Linked DNA regions of Homo sapiens: region 2 is linked to region 1. A link is a loop called in an ENCODE intact Hi-C map of the cell type or tissue named here. Cell type or tissue: sigmoid colon. All regions are shown on one strand.

Region 1 (8,000 bases):
GTTCGAATTCCAGCTCTGCCACTTACTATGTGAGCTTGAACAAGGGCTTAGCCTCTCTGTACCTCAGTCCTCTTGTCTATAAAATGGGAATAAACAGAGTATCAGGATAAATTGAGAAAATACATCTAAAGGGCATAGAGTTTGTACCCGGCAGGTATTAGCCTCTATCATTGGGCAAGGTGATATTTTTATCCTGGATGGAGCTATTTTCAGGTGATAGGCTAATGTGAGTGAATCAGTCCATGGGCTAGGTCTGGCATCACCTCTGCTTAGTGCTCAGTAAATACTGGCTCCTGGTGCCAAAGACTGTTAAGTAATATAACTATTTCTTTCAGAGATTTAGCTGTATGAATTCAGACTATTCTTTTAATAAGAAAGCTCACTGCTGCTGATCAGTACTGACAGTTTGCATTCCTTATAAACTTAGAGGCTCTGGTCTCCCTGAAGTGAGCAGGTGCAGTTTCTTCAGGCAGAGAGGAAGTGGGAGGCACACAGCTACGAGCACATCCCTGGCCTGCTCAGAACCGAGGGACTGTGCCCACCTCTGCATCCCAGATGAGGCTGCTGCCTTGTTCTGTTAGTTGTCCTTACTCCCTCACCTGGAAGTGGCCATCTCCCACTTCACAATGAGTAGGTTGTTCTATTCAGCTACAACGGTGTCCTAGGCTGTTTTCAGAGTGGTGTTAGTCCTTTTCATGACATTATTCAAATATAAGCAAGGGGGTTAGACACCTTAACTTTTATCCACAGGAATTTGAGATTCGTCTACAAACATAACCAGCTACATCGCTTGTGGGATCCAGTGTCAAATGAAAATGTGGGCCTCCTTGTTAAAATGTATTAAAATTTCAAGATAGCAACAGCAGAGATTAAACCATGTTGGGGTGTGAGGACTTCCAACCATGGGGTCCTGTGTGCCTGCAGGTCGTGGGCCCACGAAGCCCACTGTACTCACAGGACAGTGTGCATGTCACTTTCTATTGCTCCCACCTCCCCAGTCTCAGGGCATGCAAACTCTATCTGTATTTTAAGGGTGCTTTTGCATTGGAGCCTATGCTTACTGTGAAAGGCATCCTTTTCCCATTTTTCGGATGAGGAAACTGAAACTCCAGGAGGCTCACACCTAACAGAATCAGGTTTCCGGCCTGGTTCTGTCAGATGCCAGCCCCTGGCTCTCTACCCAGCCCCACCAAGCCACTGCTTCTGTGTCTCATCGTTTCTCTGCAACTACCAGAGAAGGCCTGGGACCATAAACATCCAGTGCTTAGCCCATGTGGTGCCCAGGACTACCAAGTCCCAGAGCATGTGCTTGTTGGAGACTGGGATTTGCTGCAGCAGGAATCCTGTCCCTCTGTTTGTATCAGTCTCTTCCCTATCAGTTTTGTTATATTCCTCCTTCAAAAAGTGGCCTTGGGGAACCTGACTGGGGTAGGGAATGCCTTCTGAGGATCATGTGTTGGCAAGGGTGGCTGTTGGGCCACAGTGGGGTACAGTTCACCAGGATGAACTGACCTTTCCATTTCCAGCCTGTACAGGGTCCCTCTTGCCTCACAACATTTGCAGAGGTGGGGCTCCCTCCTTGGAAATCATTCCTTGTTGCTGCCTTGAACTTTATTTCATTAGCTGCAAGTGAGTCTTTAGCTCAAGCTCACATCCCCAGAGTCCCTTCCCCTGACCCCGAAGTCTAGATCAGGATCTTGCCATGATTTTCTTAAACCCTGCACTTTTCTCTGTGGCATGTGACACTGTAGTTATATTCTCCCATGTCTTTTCCCCAATGAGTGGCTGCCTTACCCACTGGACTGTCCACTGCACAAGGTCAGGAATGTTGTTTTCTTCTTCACAACATGCCTGCTGCATGAGGCTTAAGCTGGAGGAAGCAGGAACTGTGAGTGGAGAGGTACAACGGGGAGGGGGACGATGCGTCTCCCTCCCACCTCAATTCTCCGCAACACAGGGTCACAAAACAAGAAATTAATTTCTTCTTCGGGCCTGAGTGACTTTGGCAATCCTTCCTAGGCCAGGAGAGGGAGGATCTGCCCTGCCTGGCTGCTCCATCATCTACCTGGTGGAGGAGGGGGCGAGTGACACCATCAGGTCCTGCCCCTCTGACAAGCTGGGCATGCATGGACTGTCATTCAGACTGAGATCCAGAGGGAAGAGCCTGGGCTCCCGGGGGCCCTGTACACTGTCTCCTGCCTCTGGACACTGCTGCACCTGCTTCCCCTCGTCCTGTCCTCTGATTGCCATTGGTGTTCCCTCTGCTGAGCCCTATGGTCCTGATGACTGCGGGGGAAGATAACGGACTACCTCTCTCTTAGTATTGAAATAAACACCCAACTGGCTCACATTTGCCAGCCCCTGGGTGCCCTAACTGCATTCCCTCTCCTCCCTCCTGCTTTGCCCCATCTCACAGTTGCCTGGATACATGTGCCACCTTTGCTGGGTTTAAGGCAGGGCTGGGGAAGAGAAGAATGTTACTCAAGGCACCCAGCTTTGCTGAGAAGGCTTGTCACAGGCACAGGGACCCCACAACCTGAATAGCTTGTGTCCTCCAGCAAAGCTTTCAGACTTGGCGGGGGCCTGTGGCCATCAGAGTTCTAACCACACCACCCACCTCCTGGTGCTGAAGGTGCAGGTAGAGGGCTGGAATGAAGCTTGCTGTGAACAGGGCTGGATTAGTGTGCTTACGCTGTCATAACAGAGTACCATAGGCTGGGGTACTTACACAACAGAAACATCACATTTTGGAGTCTGGAAATCCAATCAAGGTGCTGGCAGGGTTGGTTTCTCCTGAGGCCTCTCTCCTTGGCTTGGAGATGCCACCTTCTCCCTGTGTCTTCACAGGGTCTTCCCTCTGTGGTGTTTGTGTTCTTATCTCCTCTTCTTATAAAGACCATTGATACTAGATTAGGGCCCAGCTTAATGACTTTATTTTAATTTAATTACTCCTTTAAAGACCCTATCTGCAAATACAGTCCCATTCTTAGGTCCTGGGGCTAACGCTTCAACATATGAATTTTGGGAGGACACAATTCAACCCATAACAAAGGTCTTTGCACTTTGGTAGAAGAAACAGAAGTTTGTGCCATTTGTAAGAGAATATGGGGCAAAATGAAGGCAGGGAGGTGCGCCTATAAAAAGAGGGTTCATCCTGGAAGGCTAGAGAATAGTCCTTTCCCTTTCCTGGGATCCCCTGACCCTGTCCTGAGCCACAGAAGTGGAAGGGTTACTAGCTTGCCTCCAGGAAGAAATCTGGCCTCCCATGGGGACTGGAGCACTTGGCACATCCTTCTGGTTTCAGTCACTATAAATAATCCCTCTTCCATGTAGCATTAATAGGAGGAGCCTGGGGCGTGGGGTCCCGGCTGCACTCTCATCCCACCCATCTTGTTTCAATTTCCTGCCTTCCTCAGCTCTCCTGGCCTCCACTGGGAAGCTCTTGAGGGCGGGGTGGGGCTGGACTTCAGTTCTGGAAGCCAGCTGCTGCATCGTTGCTGCTCTCTGTGGCTGCCCAACCCCAGCAGCTGTTGGAGCTGGGTCAGCCAGTGTCCCCCAGCTGCTGCATTCCTCACCAGGGAGCTCCTGCCGTGGGAGCTGTGTGGACTTCACACAGGGCTTCAGCAGTGAGGAAGAAATGTCTTCTGACTAATTTAACATGGCCCATGGGCCAGGTGCCTGCCAGGTGGGCGAGATGCAGGGGGAATTGTGGGGCCAATTCCTCTTCATTTGCCTTGCAGGAGGGGCTTCTGATGACAGCGGGATTGCTACCAGAGTGGGTCCCTCCTTTGGCTACACATTAGTCTGCAGCCCTAAGTATCTCCCGCATCACTGTAGGCATAGAAGACCTCATACCCATCCAGCGGAGAGTCCAGCTGAGCCTTAACCCTTTTTCTTCTGAGCTCACTTCCATATATATCAAAGACTTTGGTGTTTTAATCCCTGGGGACCTGTGAATGGAACGTTATATGACAAAAGGGACTTTATGGGTGTGATGAAGTCAAGGCTCATGGAATTACCCTTGAATATCCTGTGGGCTAGTGCTTGTCTTCTGAGAGATGAGAAAGAAAATTAAGGAAAAATGATCCTGAAATCATCTGTCTTGAGGTGTTCAGTTATTAAATCAATAGTGGAAACTGTATAGGAGGAAGACCTGTTGCCTGGATTTTTACAATGAAGAATAGTTTGTATCTACCATCCCTCCCCCAGCCCACCGCAGGGCCGCCTGCTTGCTGCTCCACAGCCTCCTTGTCAAATGTTCAGATCTTGCTTGATCTGTTTTTCCACTTTCCTCCTTGCTTCCCTGCAGCACTGCCCAGGGGTCAAAGGTTTTGGTGGCTGTGACATCTGGGGCCCAAGCCCTCTTCTGTTACCAGATGGTGGCATTTTGGGACTGAAAGCTGTGCTTTGGGATGACCATGGGGACACCTGCTTGTGTGGGGGGGTGGAGGCGAATGGCTTCCTGGAGTGATACATGGGGCAGTACAGGGGTGGGGACATGGAACCTGGTGAGAAGACAGCCCTGACTTGGCAGAAAGAGGTTCCAGGCATCCTGTGCAAAGCATCTTTTCTCGGGCCCTGCCTGCCAGAGGGCTGTGCTGTGAGCACCGGGCAGCCTGGTCGCACTGGGCAGTCCAGGGTACACCATGAATCGTGGCTCCTGGGAGAAGACTTCAGCAGTCGGCCTCTCTGAGGTCTACTGGTCTGGGTGGTGGAGTGGGCGCTGGGGTGGCTCCATCACAGGTCAGCTCAGGGGCAGAACAGTGGCTGGGAGTGGGCAGCCCTCGGGCTGGTTTTAACTAAGGAACCAAAGGACAGGAAGTTGTGGATGGGGCCTGGAATTCCAAAGTGTCTTTTGGGTTGTTGGGAGAGTCTCTCATCCCTCCTCTTCCTGGGGTTTAATCATTCTTTATTCTTGCTCTTCAACTCTGAGACGATGGATCCTACAAATAGGAAACCAAGCAACCCCTGTTGTCCCAGCTCACATCCGACCTTACTACTCATCTGCCCTGGGTACAGTTGAAATAGCGGAGTCAGGGAAAGGGGCCCAGCTTCCTGGTGGACAGGCCACCAGAGAGAGGGCCCTACCCTGCCCTGCTCCAGGGCGGCTCCCCACCCACAGCACAGCTGACATCAGGCCAGGGACAAAACTGATAAAAGTAGGCCTTGGGGAGGGGCAGGGGCCAGGTGGTGAGGTGTGGGGAGTGGTGGGGGGTTGGATGTGGGCTAGACATTTTTAAGAAATTCCAAAAATCTAAATCTTTTACATGAAATTTGAATTTTAAACGTCAGCAACTAATTACAAAATTTTGAAAAATACTTCTGGGTCAGGAGGTCATTGTTTAGCATCCCACATGGACAGGGTGGTCCCATAGATGAGACAGTGGGGGCCCACAGAGGCTCACCCCCAGAAGAACCCCTCCTCTGGAGAGGTGAGGGGCCGCCTGCTTCTCTGGCCAGGCAGAGCACTAGGATGCCCAGTGCGTGGAGGCATTTCCTGGCTCCTCGACTGTGGACTGCCCACAGGGGGACTTGGGGCCCTCCTCATCCTCTCTTCTCCCCTTTTTCTCTGCAGAGGTCTGTGCGGCCCTCAATGTCACTGTGTCCCCGGGGCCCGTGGTTGACTACCTGGAGGGGGAGAATGCCACTCTCCTCTGCCACGTCTCCCAGAAAAGGCGGAAGGACAGCTTGCTGGCCGTGCGCTGGTTCTTTGCACACTCCTTCGACTCCCAGGAGGCCTTGATGGTGAAGATGACCAAGCTCCGGGTGGTGCAGTACTATGGGAATTTCAGCCGCAGCGCCAAACGGCGGAGGCTGCGCCTGCTGGAGGAGCAGCGGGGGGCGCTCTACAGGCTCTCCGTCTTGACACTGCAGCCCTCCGATCAAGGGCATTACGTCTGCAGAGTCCAGGAAATCAGCAGGCACAGGAACAAGTGGACGGCCTGGTCCAATGGCTCCTCAGCCACGGAAATGAGAGGTGAGGGTCTTGGTCTCCCTGGGTAGAGGTGGTGGTGGGGCAGGCCAGTAGGCCCCCCTTTGCAGCCACCACCCAGGGGCTCCCGGGTTGGCTGTGTTGCACTAGAACATATCTTGTGGGCCTCTGTTGGTCACAGACATGAGTCATGCCATGGGGTGAGGGTAGATCTTTACCTGGACACTGGCTAATGTGCTGTGTAGACACAGAAGTGAGAACAGAAAGGACCAAGTGCCTGCCCCAACATGGCCCAGCCCAATCTCTGGGCAAAGCCTCTTATGTGTCTGAAGTTGGACTGCTGTGTGCTGTCAAAGGTAAACAAAGCTGGACCCTGGTCAAAGGGGTCAGGGCAGATTTTATTCAGCAGTAGCTATTGCAGTAGAGAAGAGAGCCTGGCATGAACTGGACTCAACTCTGATTTGTGCAGACATGACTGGTTGTTTTAAAAGGAGAATGAGTGAGTGGGGGTGAGTGGGGACTCAGTAGAGTCAAAGAAGTGTGAAAATTGCAAAAAGCAGTAGGGAGAGGTTTGGCTTATGTGGAGCCATCTGGGTTTGCTAAGATGCTTATCGAAGTTTGAAGTTTGGTTTCTACCTTCCCACAGAGATGGGGAGATGGGGGTTTTGTCTTCAGGTGTTGGCTGGAACAAGCAGTAAATGCTTTTGGCAGCCTTGAGTTTTCTCAGGCAGGCACTTTCAGGAGGTCATCGTAGGCATAGGCATGTGGCCTTGAGCCATTAGAAACTATGTTAGTGTTTGTTGGAGTCTTTAGGCCAAGACTGAGGCTTAGTCGAGAAGGGGCTCTGAGGAGCCCGGCTGGAGTTTGGCTAAGGAGAGCATGTTTGTCAGTGCTCAGCCTCCCACCCAGGTCTGTGCAGGCTTGATGGCTTTGGCTGGGGGGTGCCGGGCACCCATGGAGGAGGCACGCGTTGGGAGGTTTTGCTGTGAGTCGTCAGGCCTGGGAGCAGGGCAGGCTGGTTGCCCAGTGGAACTGATCCAAACTTAGGCAACAGCTCGCCAAGAAATTCATGAGGAAGTGGGCAGAGGACCAGGGGTAGCCCTCCCTTCCTGAAGACAGATAGGAGGGATGGACAGCATTTCTGCAACATCTCAGCTACCAAGTGCCATATTTTGGGGTTGTCATTTTTTTATCACCAATGTTTCTATTCGGGAAGACACCTCTCACAATTTTAGTAAGACTTCCTATTATGCACTAAATTTTGCCTTTGATTGCTTTGAAATTGAATTTAGTTTGGCACAAGATCAAGAGGATCACAAAGTACAGCTGATAGTCTCAAATACAAAAAAGGGTCTAATTTTATTGTACACATATAACAAAATACTCAAGTCCTTAGTGATGTTGTTTTGACAAGCCTTTTTAAAGGACAAAACTTAGTTGTGAAAAGTATTTTTAATGTCCTATATGAATAAGGGACATAGAGTAAAATAATTTATATACAGAGTCTTTACAGTAGTTCAATTTTACTTGTCTTTGGAGTTTGCTTGTTGTAATGTTTATAAGTACAGAATGAGGTATTAAATAGAATGTGCAATTTTTCTCCTTAAGCAAATTAATTCAAGAAAACCAATGACTATTGGCTTATTATTTTCACATAGAAAACAAGACATCAGATCATCAAGGGCTGGGCCAAGAACCCACTGCAAATACCACTTGGCTGTGAAACACAAGATCTTTTATATATACAAGATATATACATACATATATATATACACACAAGATATATATATATATATACACACACACATATGATACGTGTGTATGTGTGAATTGTGTTGTTTTTGGTGTTTGTGTCACAGTGTATTCTGGAGTCACAGACGAAATATCTTGGCAGTGATGACATTCTGCCAAATAAAGCATATAAAAGCTTTGCTACCTTCAAGTAAGCAGAGTCATTTAGCTTGTTGGTTAACGTGAATCTCATTTCAGTGAGTGAAGCTGGGTTCAGTCTAGAACATTTGTTTGGGAACTTGCTCCAAAAACATGAGGTAGTTTTTAACACCTCACT
Region 2 (8,000 bases), 84 kb after region 1:
CTGTTGGCATCCCAGGCCTACTTCTTGGGAAGGGACTGCTGTCTGCCTGTCTGCTCACCTGGATACAAGGCATTCACATCAGAGCATAGACTCTGCCTCTGAGCATGCATTTGCGATGCCTGGGACTGCCCACGAGCATCTGGGAAGGACTGACTGGCTCTGAATCCAGACACCACCTGTAATCCAGACTCCATAATCACTGGCCCTGCCTCACAGTGCTGGCATGAGGATGGAGCGAGATGGTGAAAATTAGTGTTTTCTGAGTTCTGTTCTCAGAAGGACCAATTCTCAGCCACCACACTCTGCTACCTCCCAAAGCCACTTCTGGATTATGTCCTTTGTTTTGGAAAGACATTTCTTTTGTTTCTTTATTTTTATTTAACATATACACCATAGAACTCTATATTCTCTTTTCATAATAGATTTAAATAAATTTGCCAATCAGCACCCATGGTACTTGAGATTAAGTCAAGTTCATATCCAAGGCATGTCGATGATAGTAGGACTGATAAGCTTCACAGCATACTTTACTCTCCTGAGTTGGGTACTATGGAGACCCATTGAGGAGACCCTCTGTCAAATAGAGCTTTCTGAATGCACAGCCTCAAGCTCCTTGGTGGCTATAGTTGTATGTGCAGTGGCTGTTGTTAGGGGAGAGTTTGTTTTACAAGTTACTCCATTGAATAAAAAATGAGCACTTATCTTGCAGGTAGAAGAGGAAGTCTGCCCCTGATAATTTGTAATTCTCTCATGGGTAAATAGATTCCTGATAGTGCAGCTCTGTGGAGCTGCAGTCACATTTTTAAACTCTAAGATGACGTTAACATAAACATTCCATGTCCCAGTTATTGATCTGTTGCTGTGATAATGGTATTACCCAATTGAACTTTTGATGTTGAGAGAACTTGCAGAGGCTGCAATTGCATTTTTCTTTTATTACCGTGACTTAATTCAAGTTACACATCCAACTGTGATCTCTGTGAAAAAGTGTTGTTTTGCAGGAGTCTGCATAAGAGAATGCTAAACCTCTCTTAGTAAGAATGTTAAGTTCCAGCCTGAATCATGGAAAGACACCTACAAAATGATATACTCAGAAACTATCCATTAAGAGCTTAAAGTGTGTTATCTTCCAGAAAGGTGCACAACCTCAGAATTCCTTGAGGTTGACTTTTCTCTCAGTAGCCAAATCAAATAGTTCTTCCCCATGGACATACTTTCCATGATTATCACCCTCAAACTGGGGGAAAAGGGGCTTGCATTAGAGGTGGGAGATTCAGCCCAGAGGCTGCTACCTGCTGTTATAGTACCTCATTGTTGGCAGAACAGAAGGCTAGACAGGCCATTGCAAGCTCTGAAAACTGCAGACTCACTTTGTGATGCCCAGAGTCCAGGAAGGTTCATCACTGCATTTTAAACCTGGTCTGTGTGATCATCCTTTCCTAATGCTTCTGAGAGGAAACTGTGCTATGTAAGAATTTAATCTGGCTCAGCAGCTATCCAGGAGCACTTGAGTTCAAGTCTAGGATGGGAAAGTTCCTTAAGCATAAGGGAAAGGTAATTACTGTGCTACTGACACCTAGAACAATGGCTAAAAGAAAAAAAAGCGCTGACAAGGATGTGGAGCAATTGAAACGCTCATGCTTTGCAGGTGGGAGGGCAAAATGGTCCACCCTGGACAAATAGGCAGTTTCTTACAAAGTTAAACATAACTTGCCATGTGGCCTAGCAAACCCACTCCTGGGTATTTACTCTGGAGGCATGAAAACATCACACAAAAACCTATATTTGAACGTTTATAACAACTCTATAACCACTAAAAACTTGGAACAACCCACAAGTCATCCAGCAGGTGAGTGGATGGCTAGCTACAGCATGTGGAATACTCTTTACCAACAGAGAGGAGCAGACAATCGTTGCTTGCAACAACTGGGATAAATCTTCAGGGAATTATGCTCAGTAAAAAAAGCCAATCCCAGAAGGTTACACACTGTATGATTCTTTGTACATCACCTTTTCTAAGAGACAAAACATAGTGGCAGAAGACAGATCTGTGGTTGCCAGGGGTCGGGCTGGAGGGAAGGTGGGACTGCAGAGGGGTGGCATGCAGGGGTGATGGAACTGTCCTGAGACCTGACTGTGGCAGTGGTTACAGACATCTATACCTGTGTTACAATTCTTAGAACTGGGCACCTCAAAACTCAATTTTACCCCATGTCATTTAAAACAAATAAAATAAAATTTTGAGAAACCTCCATTATGTCATCGGAGACACAGCAGGAGGCATGAGTGGAACTGTAATCCTAGGGCTGAGTCTGTGGACACATGTTGGTGAACATGCCTGCAGCGTGGGGGGCCTGGCACACATTTGAGAACATAGCTCAGAAACATGCATGCTTAGAGCATTCTTAGATGTTACTTGTATAAATGAATGAGTTGGTCATTAGTTTGTTGTAAAATGCCTTCCTTCACTGGCCAGGGAGCAGTTCTGTGATGGTGATCATGGTCATTAGAGAGGGCGAGGCAGAATCCCAGTAGCTCGCTGTGCAGGGTCAGAGGAAATCACAGGTGCAGTGAGTGCAGGAGAGTGTGGCCGCCAATGGCATCAGTGTCAGGGCATTCAGAGGGCCTGGTGGGTTTTGAAGGAGTAGGGGTCCACCTTGTGTGTGACAGGCAAGAGTTTCATGCGGAGGGGATCAACTTAAACAGAAACCTGTACTCCCCTGTTAGAGAAGTTTCAGGGAGGAGCCTGGAAAGAGGACTGAGCAGATCACATGGCTCTTTTGCATCCGTAGTGTAAGGCTTGGTACTTTCAGCAGTCACAGGATGTGCAATGTAAAGAAACGCCTTCCCTCAGGGTTTTGCAACCTGTGGCCTTCATTGCTAGAGAACCCAGGTCAGAAACATCCCTGAGTCAGGTAGCAGCGGGTTCCTCTGCTGTGAGGGAATAAATCTTCTGGCCCAGCCCTGCCCCTGTCAACACCCACATCCTGAGCCCCACCATCCTCTCCCACCATGAGCTGGGCCCTCTTTTTCCACACGGAGGGCAGCAGGCAGCAGGCTGCCACCATGGCAGGGTGGCACCCAGAGATGAAACGCCACCACCTCCCAACATCTGGTCACTTCTGCTTAGCCCTGGGAGTGTGACTTCCCAAAGCCTTGGTTTATTTTATGTATTTCACTTTATCTTGAAACAGATTGGTTTTTATTTGTGTTTTAGGACAAGATATCTGGGCATAGTCCAGGGCCACTGCCCATCTATATGGCACCTTTAGGTAGATTACAAAAAGGCACCTATCTTAATAGACATATTATAGAAGAGCTTCCCATCATGGTGGGAACAACTCTTGCCCCACAGAATGTCTTGGGAGAGCTGAGCATGGGGTGAATTTCAACTCTCAGTCACTTAAACCTGGAGACCCTGGGTAGACCCAGGGCCAATCCAGTGGTTCATTGAGGCGGCAGACACTAGGCTCCTCGGTCTGTTTTCTCTACCATCTTGAGCAGGTTGGCCTTGGTTTTCATTCATGTTGCCTCTCTGTCTTAAGATCTAGTTTGTTTTTCCCTGGAAGAAGTGAGGCTGTGCCCAGGGAAGTCCGAGCACGCAGACCTAGTATGATAGCTTCCCTGGGCAAGGAGCCCTTTCCTCTAGGATTTTTCTGTCTTCTACCTTGAAACCTCAGCCCAGTCTCTTCCTCAGGTGGGGCTGCTTCTGCATGTCATTTTGTTTCTCCTTACATCCCCAGCATGAAATGTGGCAACAAAAGAAAAGTGGCTTCAGAGAGAGCTGCAGAATGGCAGATGGAACACAGGGTTTGGGGGCAGAAACAACCTGACCCTTGGCACTCACAGCCTCTGTGTGCTCAGCTGACTGCAGGATCTGTCTCGGCCCCGGGTGCAGTTCAGAGGGCAGGAATGTCCTGCAGCTAGCCCGTGTGCCGGTCACTTGGTAGCCAGGTGCATTGCTCAGATGGAGGCAGCCACACCTGGGTGGCTTTTCTCTGTTAGCTTCCCTCCCCTGCTGGAGCCAGGTGCCCTTCATACCAGTCAGCATGGCAGTCACCATTGCCCCCTTTCCAGAAAGCTGGAGGTTTGTGTGGGCTGCCAGCAACCCAGCTAGATCTGTTGCAGCCCAGGGTCAAGGCCGAGGCCTGGCCATGGCGGGCCAGGCAGCTGGGGATGGGAGGTGTGTGTGGGGGCAGGGTGCCATGTGAGGAAGTCCTAGAGCCTTTCTCCTCCAGCCCTGCTCCTCACTGAACCAGGGGTAAATGTATCAGACCTTTGTCCCCTGCCTTGTCTCGGGGAGGGTGCTCTGCTGCTGACATAAATGCCTTAATCTCGTATATTCTCCCACCCTATCAGGTAGTTCTTCTCATCTCCCCTTCAGGAAGGCTATTTTCTTTTCTTCCATTCTCTTCTGTCCTCACCTTGACTTATGTATTCATTTGCTAGGGCTGCCATAACAAAACACCACAGTCACATAGTCAGGGCAGCTTAAAACAACAGACTTTATTCTCTCACAGTTGTGGAGGCCGGAAGTCTGAGCTCAAGGTGCTGGCAGGGTTGGTTTCTCCCAAGGCCTCTCTCTCTCAACTTGGCTTGCAGATGCCGCCTTCTCCTTGTGTCTTCATGTGGTCTTGACTCTGTGTGTGTGTCCTCATCTTCTTAGAAGAACACCAGTCAAATTGGATCAGAGCCCACCCTAATGGCCTCATTTTAACTTAATTACCTCTTTAAAAAAACCCATCTGCAAATAGAGTCACATTCTGAGGTCTTAGGAGTTAGGGCTTCAACACAGGAAATTTGGGGAACAAGATTCAGTCCATAACAACTAATTTCCTAGAATCTGTTCCTTACCTGTCAAAAGATACCCAGGGCTACTTAGTTCACAAAGTTCTTGTTAACTTATGAAGCATTCAGAACGTGCACATATGCGTGCTATTTTAGCTGACCCTAGAGAGGAGGTGATGCCACTGAAACACTGATTTGTTCAGCACACACATGTTCAGCACCTTTTATGGGGCAGCTGCTGGGCCAAAACATTACATAGACCTCATTTCAATCCTCATAATCATCCAACAAAGTAGGTATTATCTCTGAGCTCCAGTGATGGAACTGGCCCAAGGTCACACAGCTGACCTTTAAACTAAGATCCAAATTCCTCCTGCACCCATGATCTGCTGTCAGCCCCAGGACGATAGCCTCAGCCACTCTCCTCACCTCTTCTCCATGAACACTTTCATTGATCTGAGAGTTAGAAGAATTTCCCTTTATTGCAGCCTTCCTTTGATGCATCAATACGTGCGTGTATCTGACCCTCCATCCCCCCTTGCTCATAGAATCCTCCTCCAGAATTACTTGTGGATTCTCACTGGCTGGTAGTTTTCTCCCTGTCTGGTAGTTTTCTAATATGAAAAGTGAGACTAAGGGTCCATGAAACAAGGGATTTGAGACACACAAAATACCAAGCAGCTGAATACAACAAATGCCAGGCCTTTATTTGAGGAATAGAAAGAGAATCTGACCAGGAGTAACAGCAGGTTAGGTGAAATGGAAAATAAAGTAAAACCAAACAGCCCTGGGAGAGAGGAAATGGCCGAGTTGCTTCTCACATATTTAGAAAGTTCTAGGGCTTTTTCTAAAGGATTCTGCCAGGACTTCCCAGCAGCAGTTGGTTCACTCTTGCTGTCTGTTTTCCAGTGATTACAACATCTGGATATAAATGTAAAACTCGGTCCGGGTCTGAGGCCTGGAACTCCTCCTTCAAGCAGTTTCCTTGAGGCTTTCAATGGAATTTACAGTCGTTAAGAGTGTTTGTGAATAGACAGTTCAACACTGTTGAAGCTTCTATCCTGAGTTCCACAATTTGTACTAACACTCCGCAACCTTCTGTACTTCCTGCATCCCCCAGAGTAGGGTGGGGGCTTGAAGAGAGTCATTTTGAAGCCAGCGTCTATCAGGAAATTAACAGAAGTGCTTCCTCATTCATTTTTAGAGATGCTGGGAGTGATTCCCTAGCTTAAATCCAGTTTGGGCTTGTCTACTGAAGATAGCAGTAAACTTGTATCATCTGAAGTAAAGGTGAGGCTTTGCAACAGGCTCCTCGTCAGGCTGTGCCCCATTGCAACCACCTGCTTTAACCACTGCTTTCAGCTCCTGGCTCTTGGTTTTACCACCAGTTTTTTAGTTTACCTAGTCTTAGTGATGTGCCAAAAATTTTCTCTAAGCTTCTCCTCAAATGCACCTTAAACCTTCCACTGAAACATTAGTGCAAAGAAACGTAGTTTGGTGAAAACCAGTGAGGAATATGCATTTGCCCCTTTCATTGGCCATTAGGAATTTATTTCCAGTTAAACAAGCTGGGAAATGTAATTAGGCACATGGCTGATTGTGATAGCCAAGTGTGCATGCCAGAAAAACAATAGGTTCTTTAAAGATGCCAAGGACTGATATTATGCATCTTATCTTGGAAACTATACACTTCACAGTTCTGAGCCTCCTGTGAGCTGCCTCGTATCTTCAATCAAATTATTATATTCCAGAAATATGCATAAGGGAAATGATTCTACACATTTTATGGTGGGTTGTTGCTTGTAGCAGTAATTGAAGTACCTTTTCCACTTATGAAAGTACTACTTTTATTTGTTTTTATTGCTTTTCTAGATGCAATTATTTATTTAGTGTGCTTTGGCTTTATTAAATTATGTTTACTATAGGAACATCATAAAAATGTATGAAAACAACACATCAGCCAAGCCAGCCTGGTGACCTGTATTGAAAGAGCTAGTGTTATTTTTCATATCCAAACGTAATGGAATAACTTAAGAATAAACAGATAATCTACACTAGAAAACAATGCAATTTCAAGGTAATGTAATAACACACCTGGACAATATGATTTCATAAATCTTGGTGCTAAAATTTACATGAGTTGGGTTTTGTGTGCTTATTTGAGGACACATGGCATTTCTAAATGGAATCATTATAATGGGAAATGTAATTAAACTGAAAAGCGAGAATGTAAACAGGGTTTTTGTTGCTTGTAAGATATGGATGACTAAGAAGAAATGTAAAGACTTTTGGTGTCAAAAGGCAAGCAGAAGGCTCCCATCCCTATAAATGATCTTAACTTTGAAATTGAAAAATTGCTAGACAATTCGTCTAGGTCACTTGGCAGTCACCCCCAGCAGAGGTGCTGGCTTGAAGAACTCTTTGTAACTCTCCTTGTCTATTACTTCCCGTGCCTTTTTGGGGTGCATCATCTCAAAAGAAAAGAAGTGTTTTGCTTTTGGCATTCTTTTTAAGAAACTTAAATTGAATGAAGGTGGTTTAGTTGTTTGGAATTTCCACCAGATAACCAGGAAATAGGCATACAAACTTTTTTTAAAAAGTCCATCAAACAACAACAAAACCAAAGCCAAAACCAAAAAACCCTAAGTCTGACATCCTTATAAAGAGCAGAGGTGCTTAAATGAAAATGTCTGTGTGACTATAAATTCATGACCAACTTTTATTTTTTTAATTATGGGTTAAAATTAATTAATGCATTGTTAAATAAAAAAAAATAAATGCATTAAAAAATGCCTACTACAAAATCCAAAAGGTAACAACAAATGTACACAGTGAAGGCTGAGTCTCCCTGCAGCTGTTCAGGTTACTTCCCTAGAAAGAGCCATGGTTAATGTGCTCTCCATTTTCTGAACGAGTGCCGAGAGTTCCCAGGATTTTCTAAGTATGTAAAATATGTACCCACATATTTACTTACATACACGCATACATGCATATTTACACAGGATATGATAGTGAAATATAAAGTACACATATAGCTCCTCCCTCATTCTTAAAGACTGCACCGTATATTGCGTTATACGAATGCCCCCATCTCCTACTGATACCTATTTAAGTGTTTACAGTTATTTGCTTGTACCAAGAAAGACTCCCACCCATAGTATAGGAGAGGACCTCTATGTTTTGTCAACCTTTTTTTTTTAATGTTTGGCAAC

Evidence for each region. Peaks named below come from ENCODE experiments on the same cell type or tissue, not always from the same donor. Only the 100,000 strongest peaks of a DNase experiment are listed, where the experiment ranks them.
Region 2: it touches region 1 in a loop (1.9-fold over the local background); 7 of 110 quality-filtered maps call a loop at or near these places.

What each region holds. Positions count from the first base shown.
Region 1 is chr10:49,105,571-49,113,570 of GRCh38, reverse strand. VSTM4 (V-set and transmembrane domain containing 4) reads left to right here. Exons shown (of 8, transcript NM_001031746.5): 2 at 5,576-5,977. Among named protein-coding and RNA genes, the nearest start is that of VSTM4, 6.0 kb to the left of the region's middle. RefSeq lists an enhancer at 4,065-5,043. In sigmoid colon, no CTCF peak of the experiment used is centred here; DNase peaks (open chromatin) are centred at 3,470 and 6,960; H3K27ac peaks cover 1,142 bases.
Region 2 is chr10:49,021,684-49,029,683 of GRCh38, reverse strand. All of the region lies in intron 7 of VSTM4 (V-set and transmembrane domain containing 4), which reads left to right. Among named protein-coding and RNA genes, the nearest start is that of MIR4294, 40 kb to the right of the region's middle. In sigmoid colon, no CTCF peak of the experiment used is centred here; no DNase peak of the experiment used is centred here; H3K27ac peaks cover 1,290 bases.